Linked DNA regions of Homo sapiens: region 1 is linked to region 2. A link is an interaction called in ENCODE POLR2A ChIA-PET data of the cell type or tissue named here. Cell type or tissue: GM12878. All regions are shown on one strand. Each heading gives the region's core, and the rest is flanking DNA. Links, peaks and the distances in the headings are about the cores only. Region 1 overlaps ZSWIM5 (zinc finger SWIM-type containing 5). Region 2 overlaps ARMH1 (armadillo like helical domain containing 1).

Region 1 (2,813 bases), core at 310-2,809, 330 kb after region 2:
ATTTAATTTAATTTAATTAATTATTTATTTTAAGACGGAGCTCTGCTCTTGTTGCCCAGGCTGGAGTGCAATGGTGTGATCTCGGCTCACTGCAACCTCCGCCTCCTGGGTTCCAGCGATTCTTCTGCCTCAGCCTCCCAAGTAGCTGGGATTACAGGCACGCGCCACCACGCCCAGCTAATTTTTTGTATTTTTAGTAGAGATGGGGTTTCTCCATGTTGGTCAGGCTGGTCTCGAACTCCCGACCTCAGGTGATTGCCTGCCTCGGCCTCCCAAAGTGCTGGGATTACAGGCGTAAGCCACCATGCCTGGCCTTTATTTTATTTTTGTAAAGATAGGGTCTCACCATGTTGCCCAGGCTGGTCTCAAACTCCTGGCCTCAAGCAATCCTCCTACCTGGGCCTCCCAAAGTGCTGGGATTATAGGTGTGAATCACCATGCCTGTCCACAGCTTTAGAGTTTAAAAATGGTCTTCTCATACCAGATCTTAATGAGCCTTCTAACTGCCTTATGAGGGAGGCAAACAGGTATTATTCCCAAATGAACAGATGAGAAAACTGACATTCATAAAGATAAAGTGAGGCATTCCACACAGCAAGGAGAATGACCCGGAATTCCCTAGTTCTTCTGGGCCTTGTATCCCCTGAGGATCCTCATCAGCTTTGGGCCTAAGGGGGTTAGATGGCTCCTAATTACTATACCTTTCTTCTGATGCTTGTAGATTTCCAGTTGCCGCTGCTGCTGCAACCTCAGAGTATTAATAATGGCCACTGTGAGTCTGAGGGCCTCTTTTGGATAACCATGGGAACGCAGGGCGTCAACTCGAGCACAGGCTGTAGGCACATGCTCTACCAAGTAAGAAGAAGATATTTTGGTCTAGTTAAAATTTCAAGTCAGGAAAATTTATACCTGACAAAGAGAGTTTGTATTCAGTCCAGTTCCTCAAATTCAACCTGACACCTACTGTATACCAGGAACTGTGTCTTTATCTTTAAGGATATAAAAAGTTGAATAAATCACAGGTGATATCTTGAAAGAGCTACCTTGCAGCCTCAGCGTGGTCTATGGTGTAGAAAGGGACACACAAGTAGGATAATAAAATGTAGTTTCTCTTTGCAAACATATATTATACTATGGGAAACCAATGGAGGTAGCAACTAACTGCCTAATGGGAAAAGTCTCATTCATTTAATTAATCCTACATTTCCTGAAAACCTATTAAATGCCAGGGAGTATGCTGGGCAAAGAAAGTACAAAGATGAATAGGAAATGGTCATTGCCCTCAAAGAGCTCACAAATGATACATAAATGTAATTATAAAGCAGCTAAAAAGAAGTAACATGATAGAAATATATACAGAGAGAAAATAATATTTGAGCTGTGCTTTGAAGGACAAGTAAGATTTCAAACAGGTAGACAAACAGGGAAAGACATTCCTGACAAAGGAAACATAAGCAAGGGCATATTGTAAAAGCATAAAAATTATTCAATATATTAATAGCATCCATCTTCAGAGTATGGCAAATAGTTCCATGTAGTTAGAATTATGTTATGTGGCCTAAGATAGCCTGGAAAAGGTAGAGTCTGGAATGTAAACAGCTGTGAATGCCATTCTATGGAGTTTGAATTTACCTTAGGGATAATGGAAGACTACCAAACCAAAGACTTACAAATAGGTGAGTAACTATAACAAGCTTTATGGTTTATTTTGTGCTTTTTTTCTTAAAGATAAAATTAAAAATTATAGAATTGCGGAAAATTTGAAAATACATATAAAGAAATATAAAATAAAAATCAGAAATAATCACTCTTTCCAGTGTCATGTATATTTACTCACACTTTTCTAGTAACTTTTTTTTTTTTTTAGATGGAGTCTCACTCTGTCACCCAGACTGGAGTACAGTGGTGTGATCTCCGCTCACTGCAACCTCCGCCTCCCAGGTCCAAGCAATTCTCCTGCCTCAGCCTCCTGAGTAGCTGGGATTACCGATGTGTGCCACCACACCCGGATAATTTCTAGTATTTTAAGTAGAGACAGGGTTTCACCATGTTGGCCAGGCTGGTCTCAAACTCCTGACCTCAGGTGATCCACCCACCTCAGCCTCTCAATGTGCTGGGATTACAGGCGTGAGCCACTGCGCCCAGCCTAGTAAGTTTTTACTAAAAATGGGATGGTATTATACTTACTGTTTTGTAACTGGCCTTTCCACTTAATAACACATTGTAAATATTTTTCCATGTTATCAAATATACATCTATAACATTAAAAATGATTACATATAATTCTGGTGAATACATGTATATCTATTGAGCTAATCAATCCCCTATTGTTGGACATTTATATGGTTCCCAATTTTTCTCATCTGTACCTTATTTTTATCCATGCTGTAATGAGCCCCTTAGCTATATGCATATCCTTAGTTAATTATGGCTCAGGATAAATTCCTACATGTAGAATTCCTGGATCACATGGGATGAACATATTTTAAGGCTTTTGATAAGAAGAAATACCCTTCAGAAAGACTAAGTATTTACACTCCTATAAGTAGTAAATGAGAGTACCTAGCTCCATGTAACCTCTCCCACACCAGAAACTAATTATCTTAATTAAAAACACCTGACCATTTGAAAATCAAAAAATGCTCAGTGTTGTTTTAATTTGCATCTTTGTTAATGAGATGTATATTCTTTCACATGCTTATTAGATTTACGTTTCAGAAGTGCTGGATCACAGGAGAAGAAAGATGATCAGAGGAAACTTCAGGTGGTGACACGGTGAGTCTGGCTATTGCTTTCAAGAGAGAGAGGGGCAT
Region 2 (2,813 bases), core at 313-2,812:
TGGTAATGTTAACTCATAACTACTACTAGTGACCAACAATGACTGTGTGCCCAGCATTGTTCTAAGCTCTTTTACCATCTCATCTATTCCTCAGAACAACTCTGTGAAGTAGGTACTATTTTCATCCCCAGTTTACAGATGAGGAAACTGAGGCACAAAGCAATTAAATAACCTGTCCACAGTCTCAAAATGATAAATGAGAAAGCTGTAGATCAAACCCAGTCAGTCTGCCTCCTGCGCCCATCCCCTCACCACCACACTATTCTTTCTTCAGTATTAGAACAAGACTTGCCTTGTTTTTACCAGCTTTGAGAAGTAGATAAAAACCCAAGGACACCCTTTTAATCCCAGCACTTTGGGAGCCCGAGGCGGGCAGATCACTTGAGGCCAAGAGTTTGAGACCTGGCTGGGCGCAGGGGCTCTCACCTGTAATCCCAGAACTTTGGGAATCCAAGGCGGGCGGATCACCTGAGGCCAGGAGTTCGAGACCAGCCTGGGCAACAAGGTGAAATCCTCTCTCTACTAAAAATACAAAAATTATCTGGATATGTGGCAGGAGCCTGTAATCCCAGCTACTTGGGAGGTTGAGGTAGGAGAATCACTTGAACCTGGGAGGCAGAGGTTGCAGTGAGCCGAGATCGTGCCACAGCACTCCAGAGTGGGCAACAAGAGTGAAACTCCATGAAACTCTGTCTCTACTAAAACTACAAAAATTAGCTGGGCATGGTGGCTCACACCTGTGGTCCCAGCTACAGGGAACCGCAAAAAAAAAAAAAAAAAAAAAAGGACAGACAACATTGTTAAGATTACAGTAAACCATATTTTTAAAATTATGTTTTCTTAGCTTCATACCCCTCACAGGGTTAAGCAAATACATCAGGATTTCTTCTTTTTTCTTTTTTTTTTTTTGAGATGGAGTCTTGCTCTGTTGCCCAGGCTGGAGTGCAGTGGTGCGATCTTGGCTCACTGGAACCTCTGCCTCCGAGGTTCAAGCGATTCTCCTGCCTCAGCCTCCCAAGAAGCTGGGATTACAGGCATGTGCCACCACGCCCAGCTAATTTTTATAACTTCAGTAGAGACAGGGTTTCACCGTGTTGGTCAGACTGGTCTCAAACTCCTAACCTCAGGTGATATACCCGCCTCAGCCTCCTAAAGTGCTAGGATTACAGGCGTGAGCCACTGCACCACCTGGGTCTCATTTAAAAACTAGTGTTTTTGCCTTACAGAACGTTATGCCTTTGCTTTGCACTTTTTTTTTTTTTAAGACGGAGTCTCGCTCTGTCACCCAGGCTGGAGTGCAATGGCAAGAGCTACTGCGCCCGGCCTTTTTTTTTTTTTTTTTTTTTGAGACAGTCTTGCTTTGTCACCCAGGCTGAAGTGCAGTGGCATGATCTTGGCTCACTGCAACCTACACCTCCTGGATTCAAGCAATTTTCGTGCCTCAGCCTCCCGAGTAGCTGGGACCACAAGCATGCAGCACCATGCCTGGCTAATTTTCATATTTTTAGCGGGGATGGGGTTTCACCATGTTGGCCAGGCTGGTCTCCAACTCCTGGGCTCAAGCGATCCACCTGCCTCGGGCTCCCAAAGTGCTGGGATTACAGGTATGAGTCACTGCACCCGGCCCTGCTTTGTACTTCTCAGCTGACATGGGCAGTAATTTTAGCCTTTCCTGCTGTATAAGAGGCCACCTGTCCTGTACAGCTTCATTGAACAGCAGTCAGAAGGCTCTGACACTGAGGGAGACTTTCACATAAAAACCTGCTATTTTTAAAAGATGCATTACTTCCCCAAAAGTATATGAGCACTTCAACTGTGACACTTTATTCAGCGTTTATAAAAGTCTATAAAACAGTCTTCCAGGGGATTTAAGTGAAAATCTTGGGGGGAAATCTTATTTCTAACTTCCCCATTTGCCTGCCCCTCAAAACATCTGCATCCTGCCCTTGCCTTATACTGCGTCCTTTTTGAGGACACTGGTGCTTGACTCGAGTCTCAGGGATAGTTCAAAACATCAGTACACGGACTGGTTGGGCTGGGTGAAAGCAGATACCAGTGGAAGACACACCATAGTAATTCTTTGTCCAGCAATAAAAATACCACCATAGCACATACATTAGTTACTTTGTTGCCTGGCTTTAAAAACAAAAGGTGTGCATAAAATATATTTTTATTGTTTCAACATTGAGCTTTGAACAGAATGTAGTTAGAGAGGTAGCAGGGGGCCTGACGCAGTGGCTCACGCATGTACCCAGCACTTTGGGAGGCCGGCGGATCACGAGGTCAGGAGATCTAGACCATCTGGCTAACACGATGAAACCCTGTCTCTACTAAAAATACAAAAAAAATTAGCCGGGCGTGGTGGCGGGTGCTTGTAGTCCCAGCTACTTGGGAGGCTGAGGCAGTAGAATGGCGTGAACCTGGGAGGCGGAGCTTGCAGTGAGCCGAGATTGCACCACTGCACTCCAGCCTGGGTGACAGAGCGAGACTCCGTCTCAAAAAAAAGAAAAAAAAAAAAAAGAGGGAGCAGGGGCCAGGCCTGGTGGCTCATGCCTGTAATCTCAGCACTTTGGGAGGCCGAGGCCGGCAGATCACCTGAGGTCGGAAGTTCGAGACCACCCTGACCAACATGGAGAAACCCCTTCTCTACTAAAAATACAAAATTAGCCGGGCGTGGTGGTGCATGCCTGTAATCCCAGCTACTTGGGAGGCTGAGGCAGGAGAATCCCTTGAACCCGGGAGGCGGAGGTTGCGGTGAGCTGAGATCACGCCATTGCACTCCGGCCTGGGCAACAAGAGTGAAACTCCGTCTC

Evidence for each region. ChIA-PET counts read pairs that join two places held together with the same protein. Peaks named below come from ENCODE experiments on the same cell type or tissue, not always from the same donor. Only the 100,000 strongest peaks of a DNase experiment are listed, where the experiment ranks them.
Region 1: POLR2A ChIA-PET joins it to region 2 with 10 read pairs; 6 of 35 experiments call an interaction of 5 or more read pairs at or near these places.

What each region holds. Positions count from the first base shown.
Region 1 is chr1:45,039,691-45,042,503 of GRCh38, forward strand. ZSWIM5 (zinc finger SWIM-type containing 5) reads right to left here. Exons shown (of 14, transcript NM_020883.2): 7 at 702-848. Among named protein-coding and RNA genes, the nearest start is that of UROD, 29 kb to the left of the region's middle. In GM12878, for the core only: no CTCF peak of the experiment used is centred there; no DNase peak of the experiment used is centred there.
Region 2 is chr1:44,711,773-44,714,585 of GRCh38, forward strand. The region is part of intron 6 of ARMH1 (armadillo like helical domain containing 1); the gene reads left to right. The region is part of intron 2 of LOC105378690 (a long non-coding RNA gene); the gene reads right to left. Among named protein-coding and RNA genes, the nearest start is that of RNU5F-1, 8.7 kb to the right of the region's middle. RefSeq lists a silencer at 1,306-1,365. In GM12878, for the core only: no CTCF peak of the experiment used is centred there; a DNase peak (open chromatin) is centred at 1,697; H3K4me3 peaks cover 1,018 bases; H3K27ac peaks cover 1,506 bases.